2 separate regions of the Homo sapiens genome follow, and region 2 is linked to region 1. Evidence: read pairs that join two places in POLR2A ChIA-PET (ENCODE). Cell type or tissue: PC-3. All regions are shown on one strand. Each heading gives the region's core, and the rest is flanking DNA. Links, peaks and the distances in the headings are about the cores only. Region 1 has its middle 5.9 kb from the start of ZNF212. Region 2 holds the start of TRC-GCA11-1 (tRNA-Cys (anticodon GCA) 11-1).

Region 1 (10,588 bases), core at 3,040-8,039:
ACCATTGTCTCTCTGGAGACAAGCAATGAACTTCCACTTCACAGGATAGGCGTGAAGTGTTTCCTCTGAGAACGAAACTTTTTTTTTTTGAGATGGAGTTTCGCTCTTGTTGCCCAGGCTGGAGTGCAATGGCGCAATCTCGGCTCACTGCAACCTCCACCTCCCGGGCTCAAGCGATTCTTCTGCCTCAGCCTCCCTAGTAGCTGGGATTACAGGCATGTGCCACCACGCCTGGCTAATTTTGTATTTTTAGTAGAGACGGGGTTTCCCCATGTTGGTCAGGCTGGTCTCAAACTCCCGACCTCAGGTGATCCGCCCACCTCAGCCTCCCAAAGCGCCGGGATTACAGGTGTGAGCCACCCCACCCGGCGGAGAACGAAACTTTTAAGATCATGACTGGCTCCTTCCTCACATGCAGGGCTCAGTTCAGATTCTACATCCTCAGAGAGATATCCCCAGTCCCCCCTTTCTACAGCCCCACACCATCCTCCATCTCAATACTCAATCTCGTTACCCTGCTGGAAATTTTTCATACCATTTATCACCATCTGAAGTAATCTCTCTTTTTCACTCATTTACATATTAATTATCTGTATCTCTTCCACTGAAATGTCTGTCTACTGTATCCTCCATTTGTTGTACACAGAAGTGTTCATATTTGTAAATGATTGAATGGTGAATCAGAGTGTAAGGATATGAAATGTCATCTCAAACAGAGGCATTATTTCCAGGGCAACTAGATCAACGGGCACGTCACTGAATCATTAATAAATCTAGAGAAAGAATGGGCCAGGCTGAAGAAACCGGTCAGTCAGGGAGATCCTGTCCAGAGGGTCTGACCTAATCTCTCAGACCAACAAACTCTTGGTGTCAGATACAGAAAAAAAAAAAAATGTGTCATGGGTGAGGTGGCTCATGCCTGTAATCCTAGCACTTTGGGAGGGCAAGGCAGGAGGATCACTGGAGTTTGAGACCAACCTGAGCAAATAGGCAGACCCTGTCTCTACAAAATTAAAATTAAAATTAAAATGAGCCAGGAGTAGTGGTGCACACCTGTAGTCTCAGCTACTCAAGAGGTTGAGGTGGAAGAATCATTTGAACCCAGTAGTTCAAGGCTGCAGTGAATCACGATCGCACCACTGCACTCCAGCGTAGGCAACAGACCAAGATCTTGTCTTTAAAAATAAAATAAAAATGTTATCCTCCACAGGCACAATATCAGGACATAGGATGCTGAGGTCATTAAACAGTTCGGTCGTAGAACTCATTCCCTCTATTCTATTTCTATACTCACAAGGCAACCTTCTGACGTTGCATGTTGCCAGGTAGCTTCTGGGAGGCAACATGCAGGTGAAGCTGATGCACATGTATACCTCAGTCTCTTGAAAATGAGCATGTTTCAGCATCCCAGACTCTGAGCCTGGAAGTCTGGAAAAAGGTTCAGATCAAATTTCCAGCCTGCAAAGGAGGCAGCACCAGGCACCAGGGTTGCAATCACGTGGGCTGGTGGAGATGGTGTGGCGCCTGCAGTCCCCCGGGCTGATGAAGACAGTGTGGCACAGTGATTTGCTAAGTGGGGCTGGGGAGTGAGACCGTCTGGGTCCCTAGCCCAGCACTGCCAGTATATTAGGTTTCTCTAGACAGACTAATAGGATATATATATAATGTTATATAAAGGGGAGTTTATTAAGTATTAACTCACATGCTCACAAGGCTCCACAATAGGCTATCTGGAAGCTGAGGAGCAAGGAGAGCCAGTCTGCGTCCCAAAACTGAAGAACCTAGAGTCTGATGTTCGTTGATGTTCGAGGGTGGGAAGGGTCCAGCATGGGAGAAAGAAGTAGGCTGGGAGGCTAGGCCAGTCTAGTCTTTTCACATTTTTCTGCCTACTTTATATTCTAGCTGTGCTGGCAGCTGATTAGATTGTGCCCACCAGATTGAGGGTGGGTCTGCCTTTCCCAGCCTACTGACTCAAATGTTAATCTCCTTTGGCAACACCCTCACAGACACACCCAGGATCAATACTTTACATCCTTCAATGCGATCAAGTTGATTCAGTATTCACCATCACAGCCACTTACTAGATGTGAAACTTGGTCAGGTCTTTAACTTCTTAGTACTTGTTTCCTCATGATTATTGGTGAATAGATAACAGTACTTAGCTCATAGAGTTGTGTGAATTAAATGAGTGAATTCAAGTCAAGTGCTTAGAACAGTACCTGGCACAGAGGAAGAGCTCAAGAAGTACTCATGATCATTATTGTTGTTTAGTCCCAGATCCTTCATTTACTAAGTGCTGTGGCTCATGCTCACTCTGCCCTAGTGTCCTTGTCTTCCACTGAGAATGTGAACACCTCATCCTAAGGTTGCTGATGGAACTAAAAGAAAGAATTTATGTAAAGTGCTTATGTAGCCAAGTGCCCGGCATACAGCAAGCACTTGATAACAGGCAATTTCTTCTCTCTGCTTTACTTTTGCAAGGTCCAAGCCTTGTATTGCAATGAGTTCAGCAGGATAAATGTGGCTTTGTTGTGTCTCTTAGAAACTACCCATTTGTTTTTTCCAACTGACATTCAAATCTTGACATATGCTGTTTTAAAAAACGTTGTTGGCCGGGTGTGGTGGCTTACGCCTGTAATCCCAGCACTTTGGGAGGCCAAGGCAGGCGGATCACAAGGTCAGGAGATCGAGACCATCCTGGCTAACATGGTGAAACCCTGTCTCCACTAAAAATACAAAAAATTAGCCAGGTGTGGTGGCGGGCGCCTGTAGTCCCAGCTACTCCAGAGGCTGAGGCAGGAGAATGGTGTGAACCTGGGAGGCAGAGCTTGCAGTGAGCGAGATTGCACCACTGCACTCCAGCCTAAGCCACAGAGCGAGACTCCATCTCAAAAAAAATTGTTGTTGTTTTTTGTTTTTTGTTTTGAGACAGAATCTCGCTCTCTTGCCGAGGCTGGAGTGCAGTGGAGAAATCTTGGCTCACTGCAACCTCCGCCTCCCAGGTCCAAGCGATTCTCCTGCCTCAGCCTCCCAAGTAGCCGGCATTACAGGTGTGTGCCACCACGCCAAGCTAACTTTTGTATTTTTAGTAGAGAGGGGGTTTCATCATGTTGGCCAGGCTGGTCTCGAACTCCTGACCTCAAGTGATCCACCCGCCTCGGCCTCCCAAAGTGCTGGGATTACAGGTATGAGCCACTGCGCCCAGTCCGTTTTAAAAAACTTTTTTTTTCCTCTTTTTTTTTGAGACAGAGTCTCTCTCTGTCACCCAGGCTGGAGTGCAGTGTCGTGATCTCCGCTCACTGCAAGCTCCACCTCCCAGGTTCACGCCATTCTCCTGCCTCAGCCTTTTGAGTAACTGGGACTACAGGCACCCGCCACCACGCCCAGCTAATTTTTTTTTTTTTTTTTTTTTTTTGTATTTTTAGTAGAGACAGGGTTTCACTGTGTTAGCCAGGATGGTCTCAATTTCCTGACTTCGTGATCCGCCCGCCTCAGCTTCCCAAAGTGCTGGGATTACAGGCATGAGCCACCACACCCGGCTTAAAAAACTTTTAAATGAAGTTCACAGTTATTCCCATTAGTAGCATTGGTATTCCAAGAATCAAGAAAATAGACATTTAGTACTTGTAGCCTGGCATCTCTACATTTGTAGAATATGAATGCAACATGCAGAGCTGAAAATGACCTTAGACATCATCTCACCCCAGACCCTCATTTTTAGTGAAAGAAAAAAGTATTCTTTGAACAAACAAATAATATACATTGTTAAAATAATGTTTTAATAATATTTATCTTGGCCAGGTGCAGTGGCTCATGCCTGTAATCCCAGCACTTTGGAAGGCTGAGGTGGGAGGATTGCTTGAAGCCAGGAGTTGGAGACCAGCCTGGGCAACATAATGGGACTCCATCTCTACAAAAAAAAAAAAAAAAATAGCTAGGCATGGTGGCACACGCCTGCAGTCCCAGCTACTCGGGAGGCTGAGGTAGGAGGATCACTTGAGCCCAGGAGGTCGAGGTTGCAGTGAGCTGTGATCACGTCACTGCATTCCAGCCTGAGTGACAGAATAAAGCCCTGTTTCACACACACAAAAATTATCTTATCCTTTAAATTTGTATCATGTGTATGATTTATAGCATACATATTAGCCTATATAAGTACATATATGTATGCCTGTTTTTTTCTCAAAAAAGTTTATAATCCATGGCTTTATTCCACTCGTTAAGACTCTTTCTGTCTCACTGCCATTACTATCTTGCAAGTCCCTAGATGGCATGAACCATTTCTTTTTTTCTTTTTTTTTTTTTTTTGAGACAGGGTCTCGCTCTGTCGCCCGGGCTGGAATGCAGTGGCGCAATCTCAGCTCACTGCAACCTCCGCCTCCTGGGTTCAAGCATTTCTCCTGCCCCAGCCTCCCAAGTAGCTGGGATTACAGGCATGCGCCACCACGCATGGCTAATTTTTGTATTTTTTAGTAGAGACGGGGTTTCACCATGTTGGCCAGGCTGGCCATGAACTCCTGGCCTCAAGTGATCCAAACGCCTGGGCCTCCCAAAGTGCTGGGATTACAGGCGTGAGCCACCGGGCCTGGCCGAACAATGTCTTTTGTATTCCTTCCCTCACACTAACAATCCTCTGGAGATCATGCCCTGCTAGACTGCAGGTCAGTGAGAATCCTGGAATCAACACGCATTGGCTCAAGGTGCCTCCCGGCTGTTTATGTGTCTGTGGTGTGCACCCACGAACTTCTGCAGCCTAACATGGCTCCTTTCGTCCTCTAGGCATCGTGCCTCCCTAAGCTGTACCCATGTAATTCAAATGTGTGTTGCCATCTTCTTGCATACCAACTCCAGCCTGGTCTCAGTAACCGTTTGAAGGGTGAGCACCTGGCTCAAGCCAGCCCAATCATATGGGCCCAGTCATAGCACAGTCATTAAGCCAGCCCACCCTATGGGCCCAGTCATAGCACAGTCATTAAGCCAGCCCACCTATGGGCCCAGTCATAGCACAGTCATTAAGCCAGCCCACCTATGGGCCCAGTCATAGCACAGTCATTAAGCCAGCCCACCTATGGGCCCAGTCATAGCACAGTCATTAAGCCAGGGTGGATGTGTCCTGAGCTGGACCAGTCCAAGCTTTCCCCTGGGTTTCTTCTAACTGAGCTGAGGGAAAAAGCTAATTTCCTCTCTGGTGAATTATAACTATATGAGTCAGGAATAATCTTGTCCTCCATTTTTTTTCTTTATAAAGTTTTCTGGGACGGGAGCCTCACTCTGTCACCAGGTTGGAATGCAGTAGTGCAATCTCGGCTCACTGCAACCTCTGTCTCGCGGGTTCAAGTGATTCTCGTGACTCAGCCTCCCGAGTAGCTGGGACTACAGGCATGCGCCAGCACGCCCGGCTAATTTTTGTATTTTTAGTAGAGATGGGGCTTCACCATGTTAGCTACGCGGGTCTCAAATTCCTGACCTCGAGTGATCCACCTACCTCGGCCTCCCAAAGTGCTAGGATTACAGGCATGAGCCACCATGCCCGACCATCCTCCATTTTTTTTAGAATAAGTTGGTTTGAAAGAATGATCCCAATACAGTGAAAGGAGCAGAAATGAGAGACACATTTTTGTCAGTATCCAAGAGTGGTTCTTCATCAGTTACCTTTGAGTCTGTGAATGATTCCAGGTTCCTTCCAGAATGTTCCCTTTTCTTCCTGGTTGGCCAGTCAGCTTCTGTTGATTGCAACTGGAAGCACACTGACTAGTGAAAGAATGATGGCTCTCTGTATACCCAAACCGAATGGAAAGTCCCAGAGGGCAAGGAGTGCCTCCCGTCCTGTCTTTGTGTCTTTCTCAGCTGCACAGTTTCTTGGACTTGGAGATACTTCTAAAACCCCTGTGGGAAGTCAGGGGAGCGTGTGACCTAGAGTGGTGAAGCAGTCTTCAGGGACAAAGTGGAACCAGAGCTGGGGCTTGAGAGACCAGGACTTGGACACAGCTCCCCTGGCCCAGGACCCCTGGAGAACAAAAGTGGAAAAAACAGGGCATGGCTTGGAAGTGGTCAAGAGACAAGCCTGTAATCTCAGCACCTTGGGAGGCTGACGTAGGAGGATCCCTTGAGCCCAGGAGTTTGAGGCCAGTCTGGGCAACATAGGGAGACCTCATCTCTACATAAAATTTAAAAATTTGCCAGGCATAGTGGCACACATCTGTGCTCCCAGCTACTTGGGAGGCTGAGGTGGGAGGGTTGATTGGGCCTGGAAGGTCAAGGCTGCAGTGAGCTATGATTGCACCACTGCAGCCCTCCAGCCTGGTTGACAGAGCAAAACCCTATAGATGATAGATAGATAGATAGATAGATAGATAGATAGATAGATAGAGCAAAACCCTATAGAGAAAGAAAGAAAGAAAAAGAAAGAAAGAAAGAAAAGAAGAAATAAATGAAGGAAAAAGAAAAGAAGGAAAGAAAAAGAAAAGAGAGAAAGAAAGAGAAAGGAAGGAATGAAGGAAGGACGGAAGGGAGGGAGGGAGGAAGGGCTGAACACAGCTAGGCAAGTTTGGGTAGTAGGCAATAGAGCAGAGAGAGCTTCTACTGACAGGCTAAATGTCTGTATCGCTATCATAGGGGCAGTGTAAAGAAAGAAATGCTTCTTTAAAAACTAAAGGCAGTCGCCAAGCGCAGTGGCTCACGCCTGTAATCCCAGCACTTTGGGAAGCTGAGTCGGGCAGATCACGAGGTCAGGAGATCGAGACCATCCTGGCTAACACAGTGAAACCCTGTCTCTACTAAAAATACAAAAAAAAAAAAAAAAAAAATTAGCTGGGCGTGGTGGCAGGTGCCTGTAGTCCCAGCTACTCAAAAGCCTGAGGCAGGAGAATGGCATGAACCCAGGAGGCGGAGCTTGCAGTGAGCCGAGACTGTGCCACTGCACTCCAGCCTAGGTGACAGAGTGAGACTCCATCTCAAAAAAAAAAAAAAAAAAACAAAAAACTAGCTCCTGTAATCCCAGCTACTCGGGAGGCTGAGACAGGAGAATCACTTGAACCCAGGAGATGGAGGTTACAGTGAGCTGAGATTGCACCATTGGACTTCAGCCTGGGCAACAGTGAAATTCCTTCTCAAAAATATATATATGTGTGTGTGTGTATATATATATATACATATACACACACAAAAATTAGCCAGGCGTGGTGGCGCGCTCCTGTAGTCCCAGCTACTTGGGAGACTGAGGTGAGAGAATTGCTTGAACCCAGGCGACGTATGTTGCAGTGAGCTGAGATCACGCCACTCCACTCCAGCCTGGGCGACAGAGCAAAACTCCATCTCAAAAAATAAATAAATAAATAAAGAACCACTTCTCATCCCCAAATCCTTGAAGTGTGGGGCAGGGGCACTGGCTTTGACACTATATGTAGGATGGGTCTGAAGCTATTTTTCAGTTAAAGGATATTGACACCATCAGAATGAAAGGTATGGGGACACCCAGATAGTCAACACTGGCTTACACCTCTAATACTAGATACAGAACTTGAATCTTGAATGGGAGACATCAAAGGTAGTCTTTTTTTTTTTTTTTTTTTTTTTGAGACGGAGTTTCACTCTTGTTGCCCAGGCTGGAGTGCAATGGCACGATCTTGGCTCACCACAACCTCCACCTCCCAGCTTCAAGCAATTCTCCTGCCTCAGCCTCCCGAGCAGCTGGGACTACAGGCATGCACCACCACACCCGGCTAATTTTGTATTTTTAGTAGAGACAGGGTTTCTCCATGTCGATTAGGCTGGTCTTGAACTCCTGACCTCAGGTGATCCGCCTGCCTTGGCCTCCCAAAGTGCTGGGATTACAGGCATGAGCCACCATACCCGGCCCAAAGGTAGTCTTTTATAACAAAGAGAGTCTTCTGGTAAACCTATAGAAATTATCATGCTGAGGGGTGACGTGGATTTAAAATATGTCTAGGCCAGGCACAGTGGCTCATGCCTGTAATCCCAGCACTTTGAGAGGCCAAGGCAGGAGGATCGCTTGAGCCCAGGAGCTCAAGGCTGCAGTGGGTCATGATCCCACCGTTGCCCTCCAGAGTGAGCGACAGAGCGAGACCCTATCTAAAAAAAATAACACATTAAATTAAATTAAAATATGTCTAAAGAAGTTTGAACAGAGGTTCCCAACCTTTGGGATACAGTGCCAGCATCTCACTAGCAGAGTGACTCTTATGGAAGGAGACATCTGGGACCCTTGTCAGTGGGGGCTGGGGGCTGTGTATGATTCTGACAGATATTCAGGACCTCTCATCTCAAGAATTACCAGTTTAGAGATATGCCTCCCTAGCCGGGCACAGTGGCTCATACCTGTAATCTCAGCACTGTGGGAGGCTGAGGTGAGTAGACCACATGAGGCCAGGAGTTCGAGACCAGCCTGGCCAACATGGTGAAACTCCATCTCTACTAAAAATACAAAAAGTAGCCGAGCATGGTGGTGCACATCTGTAATCCCGGCTACTCAGGAGGCTGAGTCAGGAGAATCGCTTGAACCTGGGGGCAGAGGTTGCAGTGACCCAAGATCGTGCCACTGCACTCCACCCTGGGCGACAGAGAAAGAGCCTGCCTCAAAGAGAAAGAAAGAAAGAAAAAGATATGCCTCCCTAATGACTCCCTAGGAGGCATGGCCTCCCCCAAACCGTCCTCCTGTGCTCTTCCAAAACAGGGTTCTGGGCCTCTAGGATGCTCTATCGCATGTTTTTGCAGTAACAGCTGGATGGACAAATGCTGTGAAATTATAGGCACAGGCTGGCTCATCCTGAGCCTGGTATGAAGTTTCCTACTTTCCCCCTTTACTCCCTGCCAATACCCAATACCCAGGGCCCAGATGTCAGAGAGCTGGTCATGGTGCCCAAATCTTTGATCATAAGATAACTGCCTTTACCTGTGTGTTTTGGGGTGTTTTTCATTTTTGGTGGTGTCTGACTTAAACCTGCCTTCTTGAGACTTCCATTTCATCCTCTGGCCTCCTTTCAGCGCTATGCATTCACTGTTTCTGAAGAGTTCCAAAAGGGCTGCAGCTCTGTGGGGCCCAGACCACCAGCAGCTGGTCCACGGCCTCTGGCTCTGCCAGTCTTCTGCCTTTCAATCCCAATTGCATTCTCCCCAGTGTGTTTCACCCTTGTCCCACATTGCGTCCTCCCTCCTTTCCCTCTGCCCCATCCAATTCATCCTCTAGTCCCTGACTTCTCCATGAAGGTTAATCTCACGCTTATCGTATCATGAGCTCTGACTCCTCCCATCAACTCTGCTGTCAAGCAAATTGTACCACCTTAGGGTGCCAATTTCCTCTTCATGTCTGTTGCTCAACTCCGATCACTTGTACCCCCTGTGGTGCCCATCCAGGCTAGACACGTGCTAAATACTAAAGAGGTATTCAAGTGAACAAAATGCAGAGGCCAGCATCCTGAGTGTCACCATCTTTGATCAGCTCTGTGGTTAGAGCTCCCTACGGGACTCTCCTAGGGCCTGTGCTGGGGGCTGGGGTGACTCACGGTGTAGTTGAGGGGCACTAGTGCAGCGGGATCCCCCAACCCAGGATCCAGGAAACCGGAGACTTAGCCTTGACCATCACTAGCTCAGTATGGCTTCTACAGACCAGTATTTTCCCAACTTCTCAGCGGGATGTCCTGCAGCGAGCCTTCCAGAAGATCAGGCGTATATTTCTCAAGCCCCCACCCTCATGCAGTCATATGCTTTCTAGTAGTGTTGTTCTCACAAATACCTTCTCTCCTTTAGACGTCAGGCTCCCAGAGGGCAAGGACTAGGTCTTACTCTTCTTTGTTCCCTAATAGATGTTCATGAAACAATAACAATGCAGCCATCCGTCCATCCTCAATCTCATTCTCCTAACACCCTGCCTTGCCCTTTCCATAAAGTAAGGCACAAACTGAGGCCATGAGCATGAAGTTCCCTGAGCTGTCCACCCATCTCAGGAAACGTTCTACTCTCTTGAGCTTTTTGGAGCAGCAACCTTTGCAGAGCACTCCTTGTACCTGATCATCTGGTACAGTGCTGAGGAAGGAATGCTACAATCCAGATGTCCCTGTTAGAGCTTCCTAGGCTGATGAGGACAGAAAGCCCAGAACAGCATATCCTGAAATGAGGAAGTAATTTGAATGTCTGGGAAATTGAACACAGGTCTGTAAGGACACAGATGCAGCTTTCAGCAGTGGATACTTCCAGGAAGTGTGTTAGGAAAGAGTTTCACTCTTTATTGTGTCCTCTTTTCTTTTTCTTTTTTTTTTTAAACTGTTCGAATTTTTATTGCATGCATTGTGTGTGTTTTTTTTTGTTTGTTTGTTTGGTTTTGTTTTTTTTTTTGGAGACGGAGTCTCACTCTGTCACCCAGGCTGGAATGCAGTGGCACAATCTTGGCTCACTGCAAGCTCCATCTCCCGGGTTCAAGCGATTCTCCTGCCTCAACCTCCTGAGTAGCTGGGATTACAGGTGTGTGCCATCACACCTGGCTAATTTTTGTGTTTTTAGTAGAGACAGAGTTTCACCATGTTGGCCACGCTGGTCTCAAACTCCTGACCTCATGATCCGCCCGCCTAGGCCT
Region 2 (12,209 bases), core at 4,305-9,304, 180 kb before region 1:
CTTCCCAAACTCGGGGAAGAAAGTGCGTTGGAGTGTGACGGTAAAAGCGCAAAGGTCCGAACTGGCCGCCGGAGAAAAGCGCCGCCCAAAGCGCGGACCCTGCAGTGCTGTACGCGGCTTGCGTGCGGCTGACTACGAAGACGTGAGTGACGCTTTCCTCCCGTGTGACGGGGGTATAGCTTAGCGGTAGAGCATTTGACTGCAGATCAAGAGGTCCCCGGTTCAAATCCGGGTGCCCCCTGAATAGTGGCTTTTAGAGGTTTCTTGGCTCTAGCAAGACCTGCTTCCACAGCACACTGATTTCCAAAGACCATGCCGGGTAAATCCGCGTTCCCTCTGCGCAATGACTTTTAGAGGTTCTCAGTCTCTAGCAAGACCTGCATACATAGCACACCGATAGCAAAAGACCCTGCAGCCCCACTGGAACTGAAATATAGGACCGTCTTTACCTTCACACTCCCAGAGAGGGCTGGTTTCCCATCACACATTTCTTCTGACCTAAGTGTGGGGGTTAGCCAGGTTCTCTTGGAGAGGCAGGATCTCCAGCGGCTGCTCCTGGAAAGGTGTAGAAAAGCCCCGCGGGTTTCCGGGCTTCAGCAGTACCTCGCATCTCACACACCTGCGCCCCTGGAGCCACAGTCAGGTTCCCAGCCACATATATTGTTCAAGTAAGGATGATTTGGAGAGGAGTATAATTCTGAGTATGATTTGTTTTAGTATTTTGGTAGACCAAATATTGAATAGCGATTCTATTCAATAGCTATTTTCAAAAACACTCGCAGAAAGTGCTCAACAGCTATTTTCAAAAACACTTGCAGAAAGTGCATACATACTACCATAACTAAATATTTTATTATACTAAATCAGCTGTTACAAAAAAATAATTTAGTTTATTTGCATATATACCACCTAAAAAAACACCTCACACTTTATCTGAATTGGTAGACTATCCCAGCCTGTTTGGATGGACTTGTGAGTTGTGTGTACACCACATCCGGTTCCAACGACATCCTGCTGAATCTTCTTGGGATTTACTAAAGACTTCCTTGCCAAGAACATTGTTTTTATCACAGTGCTGTGCTCCCCAAATCGCACCCTTGTATCGTTGCTGCACAAAGAGTTCTACCTTCAATATTGCACTTTTAAACGGAGTACACCAGTATTCACAATAATGGCAACTGTTTCATCTTTTATAAAGTGAACTTCCAAAAGCTTTGGTTCCATTAATTAGATGCCAGGACTACAGACCTGAAAGGGGATTGTCCTCAATAACAGACTGATGTTCACCTTTTTAATAATGGCTTTGTAGTTTCTCAACTTCATTAATCACCAGCTTACCAACTCATTATTCCCCAGGATAATGTTTTCCTCAGAAAGGTTTATCTCCATTGGCTGGTGGGGAGGGTGCACTGGAAGGAGGAGAAAGTCAAAGTAGGGTGGTCCATGCTCCTCCTGAGGTGTGAGATTGAGATTCTGGAGCAGAAATCAAAACCTTGGAGTCATAGTCTTTTTTTTTTTTTTCTTTTGAGACAGGGTCTTGCTCTGTTGCCCAGGCAGGAGTGCAACAGCACAATCATGGCTCGCTGCAGCCTCAACCACCTGGGTTCAAACAGTCCTCCCACCTGAGTCTCCAGAGTACCTGAAACTACAGGCGATTTCTTTTTCTTTTTCAAGGACGGTTTAAAATTTTTTTTTATTTTAGGGTTGGGGGTACATGTGAAGGTTTGTTACATACATAAACACATTTCACAGGGGTTTGTTGTACATATTATCACATCACCCAGGTATTAAGCTCAGTATTCAATAGCGATCTTTTCTGCTCCTCCCCCTCCTCCCCCCCTCCCCCTCCTCCCCCCTCCCCCCTCCCCCCCAGGTAGACCGCAGTGTCTGTTGTTTCCTTCTTTGTCTTCATAAGTTCTTATCATTTAGCTCCTACCTATAAGTGAGAACATGCGGATTTGGTTTTCCATTCCTGCATTACCTTGCTAAGGATGATGGCCTCCAGCTCCATCCATGTTCCTGCAAAAGACATGATCTCATTCTTTTTTTGACTGCATAATATTCCATGGTGCATATGTACCACATTTTCTTTATCCACTCTATCATTGATGGGCATTTAGGTTGTTTCCATGTGTTTGCTATTGTGAGCAGTGCTGCAATAAACATTTGTGTGCATGTGTCTTTATGGTAGAATGCTATACATTGCTCTAGCTATATTCTCGGTAGTGGGATCAAATGGTAGTTCTGCTTTTAGCTCTTTGAGGAATCGCCATACTGCTTTCCACAATGGTTGAACTAATTTACACTCCCACCAACAGTATATAAGGGTTCCTTTTCTCCGCAACCTCACCAGCATGTGTTATTTTTTGACTTTTTAGTAATAGCCATTCTGACTGGTGTGAGATGGTATCTCATTGTGGTTTTGATTTGCATTCTTCTAATGATCAGTGATGATATTCAGCTTTTTTGCCCATACTTGTTGGCCGCATGTATGTCTTCTTTTGAGACCTGTCCATGTGTTCATGTCTGTTCATGCCCTTTGCCCACTTTTTTTTTTTTTTTTTTTTTTTTGAGACGGAGTCTTGCTCTGTCACCCAGGCTGGAGTGCAGTGGCGCCATCTCGGCTCACTGCAAGCTCCGCCTCCTGGGTTCACGCCATTCTGCTGCCTCAGCCTCCCCAGCAGCTGGGACTACAGGCGCACGCCGCCACACCTGGCTAATTTTTTTTGTATTTTTAGTAGAGACGGGGTTTCACGTGTTAGCCAGGATGGTCTTGATCTCCTGACCTCGTGATCTGCCCGCCTCGGCCTCCCAAAGTGCTGGGATTACAGGCTTGAGCCACCGTGCCCGACTGACCTTTGCCCGCTTTTTAATGGGGTTGTTTGTTTTTCTCTTGTAAATTTGTTTAAGTTCCTTATAGACCTTTGATGGATGCATAGTTTGCAAATATTTTATCCCGTTCTGTAGGTTGTCTGTTTACCCTGTTGATGGTTTGCTGTGCAGAAGCTCTTAAGTTTAATTAGATCCCATTTGCCAATTTTTGCTTTTGTTGTGATGGCTTTTGGTGTCTTTCTCATGAAATCTTTGCCCATTCCCATGTCCAAGATGGTATTTCCTAGGTTGTCTTTCAGGGTTTTTATAATTTTCAGTTTTACATTTAAGTCTTTTTTTTTTTTTTTTTTTTTTTTTACATTTAAGTCCTTAATCCATTTTGAGTTGATTTTTGTATATGGTGTAAGGAAGGGATCCAGCTTCAATCTTCTGCATATTGCTAGCCAATTATCCCAGCACCATTTATTTAATAGAGAGTCCTTTCCCCCTTGTTTGTTTTTGTCAACTTTGTCAAAGATCACATGGTCATAGATGTGCAGCCTTATTTCTGGGCTCTCTGTTCTGTTCCACTGATCTATGTGCCTGTTTTAGTAACAGTACCGTGCTGTTTTTGTCACTGTAGCCTTATAGTATAGTTTGAAGTTGGGTAATGTGATTCCTCTAGCTTTGTTCTTTTTGCTTAGGGTTGCCTTGGCAATTCAGTCCCTTTTTTGGTTCCATATAAATTTTAAAGTATTTTTTCTAGTTTTCTGAAGAACGTCATTGGTAGTTTAGTAGGAATAGCATTGAATCTATAAATTGCTTTGGGCAGTATAGCCATATTAATAATATTGATTCTTCCTATCCATGAGCATGAGATGTTTTTCTATTTGTTTCTGTGTTCTCTGATCTCTTTTGATCAGTGTTTTGTAATTCTCATTGTAGAGATGTTTCACCTCCCTGGTTAGCTATAAGAGATAGAAAAATTCCCAGACATTTACACTCTCCTAAGACTGAGCCAGGAAGAAATTAATTCCCTGAACAGAACAATAAGGAGCTCCAAAATTGAATCAGTAATAATAGCCTACCAACCCAAAAAAGCCCAGGACCTGATGGATTTGCAGCTGAATTCTACCAGATGTACAAATAAGAGTTGGTATCATTCCTACAGAAACTATTCCAGAAAATTGAGGCATAGGGGCTTCTCCCTAGCTCATTCTATGAGGCCAGCATCATCTTGATACCAAAACCTGGCAGAGACACAACAAAAAAATAAAACTTCAGGCCAATATTCTTGATGAACATCAATGCAAAAATCCTCAACAAAATACTTGCAAACAGAATCCAGCAGCACATCAAAAAGCTAATCCACTGTGATTAAGGAGGCTTCATCCCTGGGATACAAGGATGGTTCAACATACAAAAATCAATGAATGTGATTCATCACATAAACAGAACTAAAGACAAAAAACACATGATTATCTCAATAGACGCAGAAATGGCTTTTGAGAAAATTCAATATCCCTTCATGTTAAAAACTCTCAATAAACTAGGTACTGAAGGAATATACCTCAAAATAATAAGAGCCATTAATGACAAACCCACAGCCAATATCATTCTGAATGGGTAAAAGCTGGAAACATTCCCCTTGAAAACCAGCACAAGACAAGGATGTCCTCTCTCACCACTTATATTCAACATAGTATGGGAAGTCCTAGCCAGAGCAATCAGGCAAGAGAAAGAAATAAAGGACATCCAAATAGGAAGAGAGGAAGTCAAACTATCTCTGTTTGCAGACGACATGATTCTATATCTAGAAAACCCCATATTCTTGGCCCAAAAGCTTCGTCAGCTGATAACTTCAGCAAACTTGCGGGCTACAAAATCAATATACAAAAATTGCTAGCATTCCTATATACCAACAATAACCAAACTGAGAACCAAATCAGAAAAGCAATCCCATTCACAATTGCCACAAAAAAAAAAAACAAAAAAATACCCAGGTGATTTGTATGTTTTGTAGATACAGGGTCTTGCTTTGTTGCCTGGGCTGGTCTCAAACTCCTGGGTTCAAGCAGTCCCCCTGCCACCACCTCCCAAAGTGCCGGGATTACAGGCCCGAGCAACTGCGCCCAGCTTGGAGTCATAGCCCTGACCATTGTCAACAGCCCAATCAGACACAGGCAGGCCTCTGAGTCTCTTTCCAGGTGGGTGGCATGGAGGAGGCAGCTAGATCCGTGTTTTCCAGCAGTCCCTGAACTCTCCGAAGAATTTTTCTATTCAAATTTTAATCACAATCTTAGCATTTTTAATATGGGCATTCTAGGACTTGTTTGGGTGGACACTTTACAACAAAAAGCTGTTTCTAGGCACTGTGTGCTTGGGTGTGCCTGTACGCGTGTGTTTGTGATTCACTTGTCACCATGTGGTGCTTTAATACCTGTGGTGGCAAAAGAACAGAAGCTCAACTAAGTCCACAAGAGAGGGAAGTGAGAGTTGTGCTCACAGAGGCGGTTTCCCAGACGTGCTGGGGCCCAGCGGGTCTTCACAGGCTTGTGAGGGACAGCCTCACAAACACATTACACAGAGCCTGTTAGTTCTAGCGAGTTAGTTTCCTCTGAATGAAACTAATTATTTGAGTGTTATTTGATTTATGATTTCATTTGTAATGATTTCTAAAAAAAAATTGGTTTTTTTGAGAGACAAGAGTCTTGCTCTGTTGCCCTGGCTGGAGTGCAGTGGTGTGATCTTGACTCACTGCAACCTCCGCCTCCTGAGTTCAAGTGATTCTCCTGCCTCAGCCTCCCGAGTAGCTGGGACTACAGGCACATGTGAGCATGCCCAGCTAATTTTTGTAATTTTAGTAGAGACGGGTTTCACCACATTAGCCAGGCTGGTCTTAAACTCCTGACCTCAGGTGATCCACCCGCCTCAGCCTCCCAAAGTGCTGGGATTACAGGCCTGAGCCACCACCCATGGCAGGATTTCTAAAATTATTTTGTTTTTATAGCCGTATAAAACTGTTAAGTACAGGGCATTTGTATGTAGTTTTGTGTACATATGTGTATACAGATCTAAGAACTAAACTAAATAAACTAAGAAATAAACTAAAATAAAATTAACTCTGGGGCTCTAAGAGAAATGTTTCTCTTTTGAAAGTGTACAAGAAACCAGCAAAGAGGTTACATGCTGGCCAGGTGACAACTTGTACATTTTAAACTCTGAGCCACGTGAAGTCGTTACTCATACAAAAGCTAACTAATTCACACATTTAGAAAACCTCAGTTTAAATGTTCTGACTTTCCCAAAAGCAAATGCGATAAAAACAAAGATAAATAGCCGGGACTTAATTAAACTAAACAGCTTTTGCATGGCAAAACAAACAGTTAGCAGAGTAAACAGACAACCCATAGAGTGGGAGAAAATCTTTGTAATCTATACAAAGATTATTAATATCCAGAATCTATGAGGAACTCAAACAAATTAGCAAGAAAAAAATAAATAATCCCATCAGAAATTGGGCTAAGGTCATGAATAGACAATTCTCAAAAGAAGATATACAAATGGGCACCAAACATATGAAAAAATGCTCAACATCACTAATGATCAGGGAAATGCAAATCAAAACCACAATGTGATACCACCTTACTCCTGCAAGAATGGCCAGAATCAAAAAAATCAAAAATAATAGATGTTGGTTAGATGCGGTGAAAAGGGAACACTTCTACACTGCTGGAGGGAATGTAAACTAGTACAACCACTATGGAAAACAGTGTGGAGATTCCTTAAATAACAAAAAATAGAACTATCATTTGACCTAGCAATCCCACCGCTGGGTATCTGCCCGGAGGAAAAGAAGTCATTATACGAAAAAGATACTTGCAGATGCATGTTTATAGCAGCAAAATTGGCAATTCCAAACATGTGGAAACAAACTAAATGCCCATGAATCAATGAGTGGATAAAGAAACTGTGGTATACATATACAATGGAATACTACTCAGCCATAAAAAATAATGAATTAATGGCATTCACAGCAACCTGGATAAGACTGGAGACTATTATTCTAAGGGAAGTAACTCAGGAATGGAAAACCAAGCATCGTATGTTCTCATTCATAAGTGGGAGCTAAGCTATGAGGATGCAAAGGCGTAAGAATGACACAGTGGACTTTGGGGACTCAGGGGAAAGGGTGGGAAGGGGCTGAGGGATAAAAGTTCACTAATTGGGTACAGTGTATACTGCTCGGGTGATGGGTGCACCAAAATCTCACAAATCACCACTAAAGAACCTACTTATGTAGCCAAACACCACCTGTTCCCCAATAACCTATAGAAATAAAAAAATTCTAAAAAAAAATAGTTACCAGATTTGGAGGCAGGGCAAGATTTTTCTTTTATTACCCTAGACAATTTGTAGCTTACATTTACAGAATCATTCTGTGTCTCTGACTGAGACTCTTCAGATCTGTTTTTGAGGGGAAAAAAAAGCTAGGGTCTGCTTTTGAACATGCATTATACATCTTGGTGAGACATCTAGGTGCCACTGTCTTTTTCCAATAAAATCTATGACAACAAAGTAACAGCCAAAGGCCTGTTGACTTCCTTAAAGTGGCTCGACTTACTTTTGTATACAGTAAGATTCAGGGGGCACAACAGAAAACCTAATGCTGTCTGTAGGGATTTAAGAAAAAAAAAAAAAAAAGGAAACCTAATGCTCACATTAAAAGTAAAGCAACCAAATAGTAGAAAAATTATCAAATAATGTGGTGAATCTGAGAGTAATTTCTGATGTATTAATATCTAACACTATTAAGGTTTGATCCCAAATTGAAAATATAGCTGTAAAATAAGTTAAGCAAGCTCTTCTGAATATAGAAACCATTTTACCTAGGATAATATAGATATCATTTGGCTGCTTCCCTTATATTAATTTTTAGAGTACACAGTAGCTTCCATAGAAGATGGTGGATCTCCCTTCAGAGGCTCTTAAGGGTAGGAAATGAACTAGATGATTTCTTGAGGCTTCCCCCACCCCTGTGATTTTGCAAAATAGCCAGCTCTACTCGAAGGCTAACGTGTCTCATTGCCAGGGGCTGGGGGAGGTGGGATTGGAGTGATGTCTGCTGATGGGTTTGGGGTATCTTTCCGGGGTGATGAAAATGTTCTGAAATTTGATAGTGGTGATAGTTACACAATCTGTGAATATACCCAAAACCACTGAATTATATACTTTAAAAGGGTGAAGTATATGATGTATAAATTATAGCTCATTTTTAAAAAGGTTATTATGTCTCCATTTAGCTGCTATTAAAATATAAACTTTTATTAAAAATATTCTGTTACATAAGAGGTCTGTAAGTAGTTTATCACAATAAATAATTCTGACAAATGTCGCTGTTTCTGTGGTGTATAGCCTCCTAAGCGATTCCTTTCTGAAAGTATTTTGACCAGAAATAATTCTAATTTATTAATTTGGTTTTCTTCAATGAAATTGAGAACATTTATTGGCAATTTGTAAGAATAACAAGAATTTTAGCAAATTGCAAATGTATATAACTTGCGATAAAATTAATTACCACTGGCAAAAATAAATAAATAAATGTTCTGACTTCCAGAAGCCAATGTTGGGCCCTCTCAGGGCACTTGGGTTAAATGGCCTTCTCTGGGCAACCCCATTATATAAAAGCAGGGAGGGCTGGCAGGGAGGAGGCGGGGGATGAGGTTGTAACAGAGCAGGGAGAGGGGTCCACTGGGAGGCAGCAGAGCCCTGCAGACCCAACCCAAAATAAAGAGCAGCCTAGTGGAGGCTGGATAATGTAGTGGCTGTTTAGCTTTATTTATTTATTTATTTATTTATTTATTTATTTATTTATTTATTTTAAGGTCTTGCACTGTCACCCAGGCTGGCTCACTGCAGCCTTGACTTTCTGGGCTCAAGCAGTCCTCCTGCCTCAGCCTCCTGAGTAGCTGGGACTACAGGTGTGCACCACCATGCCCAGCTATTTTATATATATATAATATACATATATATATATATATATTTTTTTTTTTTTTTTGTAGAGATGGGTTTTCACCATGTTGCCCAGGCTGGTTTCAAATTCCTGGGCTCAAGCAAGCCATCTGCCTCAGCCTCCCAAAGTGCTGGGATTACAGGCATGATTCTCCACGCCCTGCCTTTAGTTCTTGATTCTGTCACTTAACACTGATTTGGGGCAATTTGCTTCAATTCCATATGTCATTGTCATCAATGATGATGGTGGTAGTAGTGATAGTACTACCACAAATAATTTTTTAAATTATATATATGAAGCTCTTACAATTTATTTAGAACAAAATAATTGCACAAAAACATTAGGTATTATAGTAAATGTAGTGTCTTGGGTGTGGCTACACAGGTGAAATGTGCTAAGAAGGAATGTCCCTCAGGCAAGGGGGTATAGCTGAGGAGTAAACCATTTGGCTGCAGATCAAGTGGTCCCTGGTTCAAATATGGGTGCCCTCTATTCCCAAGTTTCCTTCCCTTTCCGCTATCGGGTTTTGTGGTAACGTTCCCCCTCCCATTAATGTTACTACAAATTTCAGCTGGAAAACTTACCCCTATGACACCACTAAAGGCATCTGGAGACTATAAAATTAAATGAGGTAGAAAAAAACCAAGATGTATATGCTGTGCTATCATTTGTGTTTACAGAAAAGGTAGGAGAAAATATGCACTAATAACTCCTCAGACGTACAAATTATCTATGGAAGAATATGTAAGAAACACAAGACATGGGCTTCCCCCAGTGAGTGGAGTCTTGGTAGATAAACAAGAGGGAGAATTTTCACTGCCTACTTTTTCGTTCCTTTAGAATATTGTATTGTGTGAGTTCTATGAATTCGGTATTTATTTTTAAAATATACATTTTTTATTTGTTTTTATTTTATTTATTCTTTTTTTTTAAGAGATGAGGCCTCCGCTCTGTTGCCCAGGCTGGAGTGCAATGGTGTTGATGGTGGCAGGAGGCAGACAGGTTTCTGGGTAGGAAAGGACGGGTCCCAGATGAAACCCCACCTTCAAGCCAAGGATGGACTGAAGCCTGGAGGCCAGGCTGCCAGGTCCCAGTGAAGTCCGCTACCCGGAGTGAAAAAACTTCCTTGATGCCTTTCAGCCAATCAAGTGGTGCTTCTTCCAGGCCCACCATGGACCAATTAGCATGAACTTCCTCCATTCTGAGCCCATAAAAATCCCTGGACTCAGCCAGACTCATACACTCTGGGATTACCTGCCTGTGGATAGGAGCTACCCACTTTGGGTCTCCTCTCTGCTGAGAGCTGTTCAGTCACCCAATAAAGCTCTTCTCTGCCTTGCTCACCCTCCAGTTGTCTGAGTAGCCTCATTCTTCCTGGACACAGGACAGGAACTTGGGACCCACCACACAGTGGAAGCAAAAGGAGCTGTAACACTTCGCTGGCTGGCTCACCAGGCTGTGGGCAGTGATACGCGTCTGGACTGTGGGAGTTAAGAGTGGTAACCTTTCTGAGGCCCAGACCTTGGGATTCCCCAAGCCAGAGCTGTAACACTATAGCCCTCCCGCCCTCTGTCAGCAGTGACAGGAGGCAGGGCCAGACTAGCCCAGGAGCTTCAGGCCAGAGCGGGGCGGTGGGACTGAAAGAACTGTGACACAAACTGGCTGAAATACTACCCCAAAACACCCCCAACCCCACTTGCCACACTGCAAGTGATGAGAAGGAGAGAAGAGCTGTGGGCCTCCCCAAGCCAAGACCGTGACATGCTGTAACACCCTTTGGGGCTCTGCGGTTCCTGGCATCTCCAAGCTTTTGGGCACCAATGCGTTCCCCTCGTCCAGTTGCTGGTGCCTGTGGTGGAAGGTCCAGCTGCAGCTTCACACAGAGCTGGCACCTGTGCCCGTGCCCGGAGCTGCCCACCCCACCATAGCAGCTGGTGTGCCTGGCTACGTGCACTGGCCAGACCCCATACCTGCACACTCACACACCCCTCTCTGCTCCGCACTTGGCTTGCCCATGGCAGGTGGGGGATCTGGGCTGGTAGCGTGAACTAAGCACAGCCTGCCAGACCAAGTAGGTGGAAGGAGCTCAGCGGCCACGAGCAAAACTCAAGCAGAGATGCCACTGGCCACAGAAGTTTCCCACTGGCGAAGCGATACCAAAGTCAACACTGAAGGATCCTGTGACTGTGATGAGGGCTCACTACAAAGGATCCAGTGACAGCATGGTCAGGGCTCACTGCGAAGGATCCAGTGACAGCACAATCAGGGCTCACTGTGAAGGATCCTGTGACTGTGATGAGGGCTCACTATAAAGGATCCAGTGACAGCGCGGTCAGGGCTCACTGCGAAGGATCCTGTGACAGTGAGGTCAGGGTTGACTGCAAAGGATCCTGTGACAGCAGGATCGGGGCTCACTGCGAAGGATCCCATGACAGTGAGGTCAGGGCTCACTGCGAAGCATCCTGTGACAGCGCGATCAGGGCTCACTGCCACCTCAAAGTCCTGGGCTCAAGGGACCCTCTGCCTCAGCTTGTCCAGTATCTGGCACCACAGCTACTGCCACCACACCCAGCTAATTTTTTAAAAAAAATTTTTTTTGTAGAGACTGGGGTCTTGTTTTGTTGCCCGGGCTGGTCTGAAACTCCTGGCGGCTTCAAGTAATCCTCCCACCTCAGCCTCCCAAAGTTCTTAGATAACAGGCATGAGCCACTGTGCCCAGCCTAAAATATACATTTTAAATTTTAAAATAAATCTAATTAAATCAGGTCTCACCCACCAGGACTGCTGGATCTAGATGGAAGAGACTACTGTTTTTGTGTATATTTGAAATTTTCCATAATGAGGATCTGATTTTAAGGTTCTGATTCTAAGTTTCTGAGTTAGTTTTCTATCTCATGTTAATGGAGTTCATATTGGTGTGTCTGGAGAAAACTTTCTTTCCTTACTTTTCTTAGCACCATGGAGACAGGCTGACATTTCCAATAGGAACTTTGCTGAAAAACAAGGAGAAACAAAAAAAAGAAGGCACACTCAGAACCAGTCACCTTGGTTCCCGGTTCACTAGCGTCACTAGCAACACAAGGCTAGGTGGCAAACGTCCTTAGAAACCTTAGCTGCTCTGCAGGTAGGTTCCTGCCTCAGGGATGGGCTTCCTGGTTCATCTTGCCCAGAGATTTTTAAAGCAGAAAAGTGCTTACCTCCAGTTTCTCCAAGGACCCTCCCACTTTTGTTCTGGGATGGTGATACTCCTGGAACCTGAAGATAAAGTCACTTGAATATAACATCAGCCCATGAGCGTGAAGCTAGAATCGCTTCTAGCTGAAAACCGTTTTACATTTTAAAAGGTGACTAGGCGTACTTGGAAGTTCAAAGCAGTAGGATGCAC

What was found. Peaks named below come from ENCODE experiments on the same cell type or tissue, not always from the same donor. Only the 100,000 strongest peaks of a DNase experiment are listed, where the experiment ranks them.
Region 2: POLR2A ChIA-PET joins it to region 1 with 5 read pairs; 3 of 35 experiments call an interaction of 5 or more read pairs at or near these places.

What each region holds. Positions count from the first base shown.
Region 1 is chr7:149,228,434-149,239,021 of GRCh38, reverse strand. No RefSeq gene overlaps it. Among named protein-coding and RNA genes, the nearest start is that of ZNF212, 5.9 kb to the left of the region's middle. RefSeq lists an enhancer at 4,620-5,819. In PC-3, for the core only: no CTCF peak of the experiment used is centred there; DNase peaks (open chromatin) are centred at 4,901 and 5,211; H3K4me3 peaks cover 541 bases; H3K27ac peaks cover 2,457 bases.
Region 2 is chr7:149,403,170-149,415,378 of GRCh38, reverse strand. It overlaps TRC-GCA11-1 (tRNA-Cys (anticodon GCA) 11-1), which reads left to right and starts at 170; the gene lies at 170-241. RefSeq lists an enhancer at 1-47. In PC-3, for the core only: no CTCF peak of the experiment used is centred there; no DNase peak of the experiment used is centred there.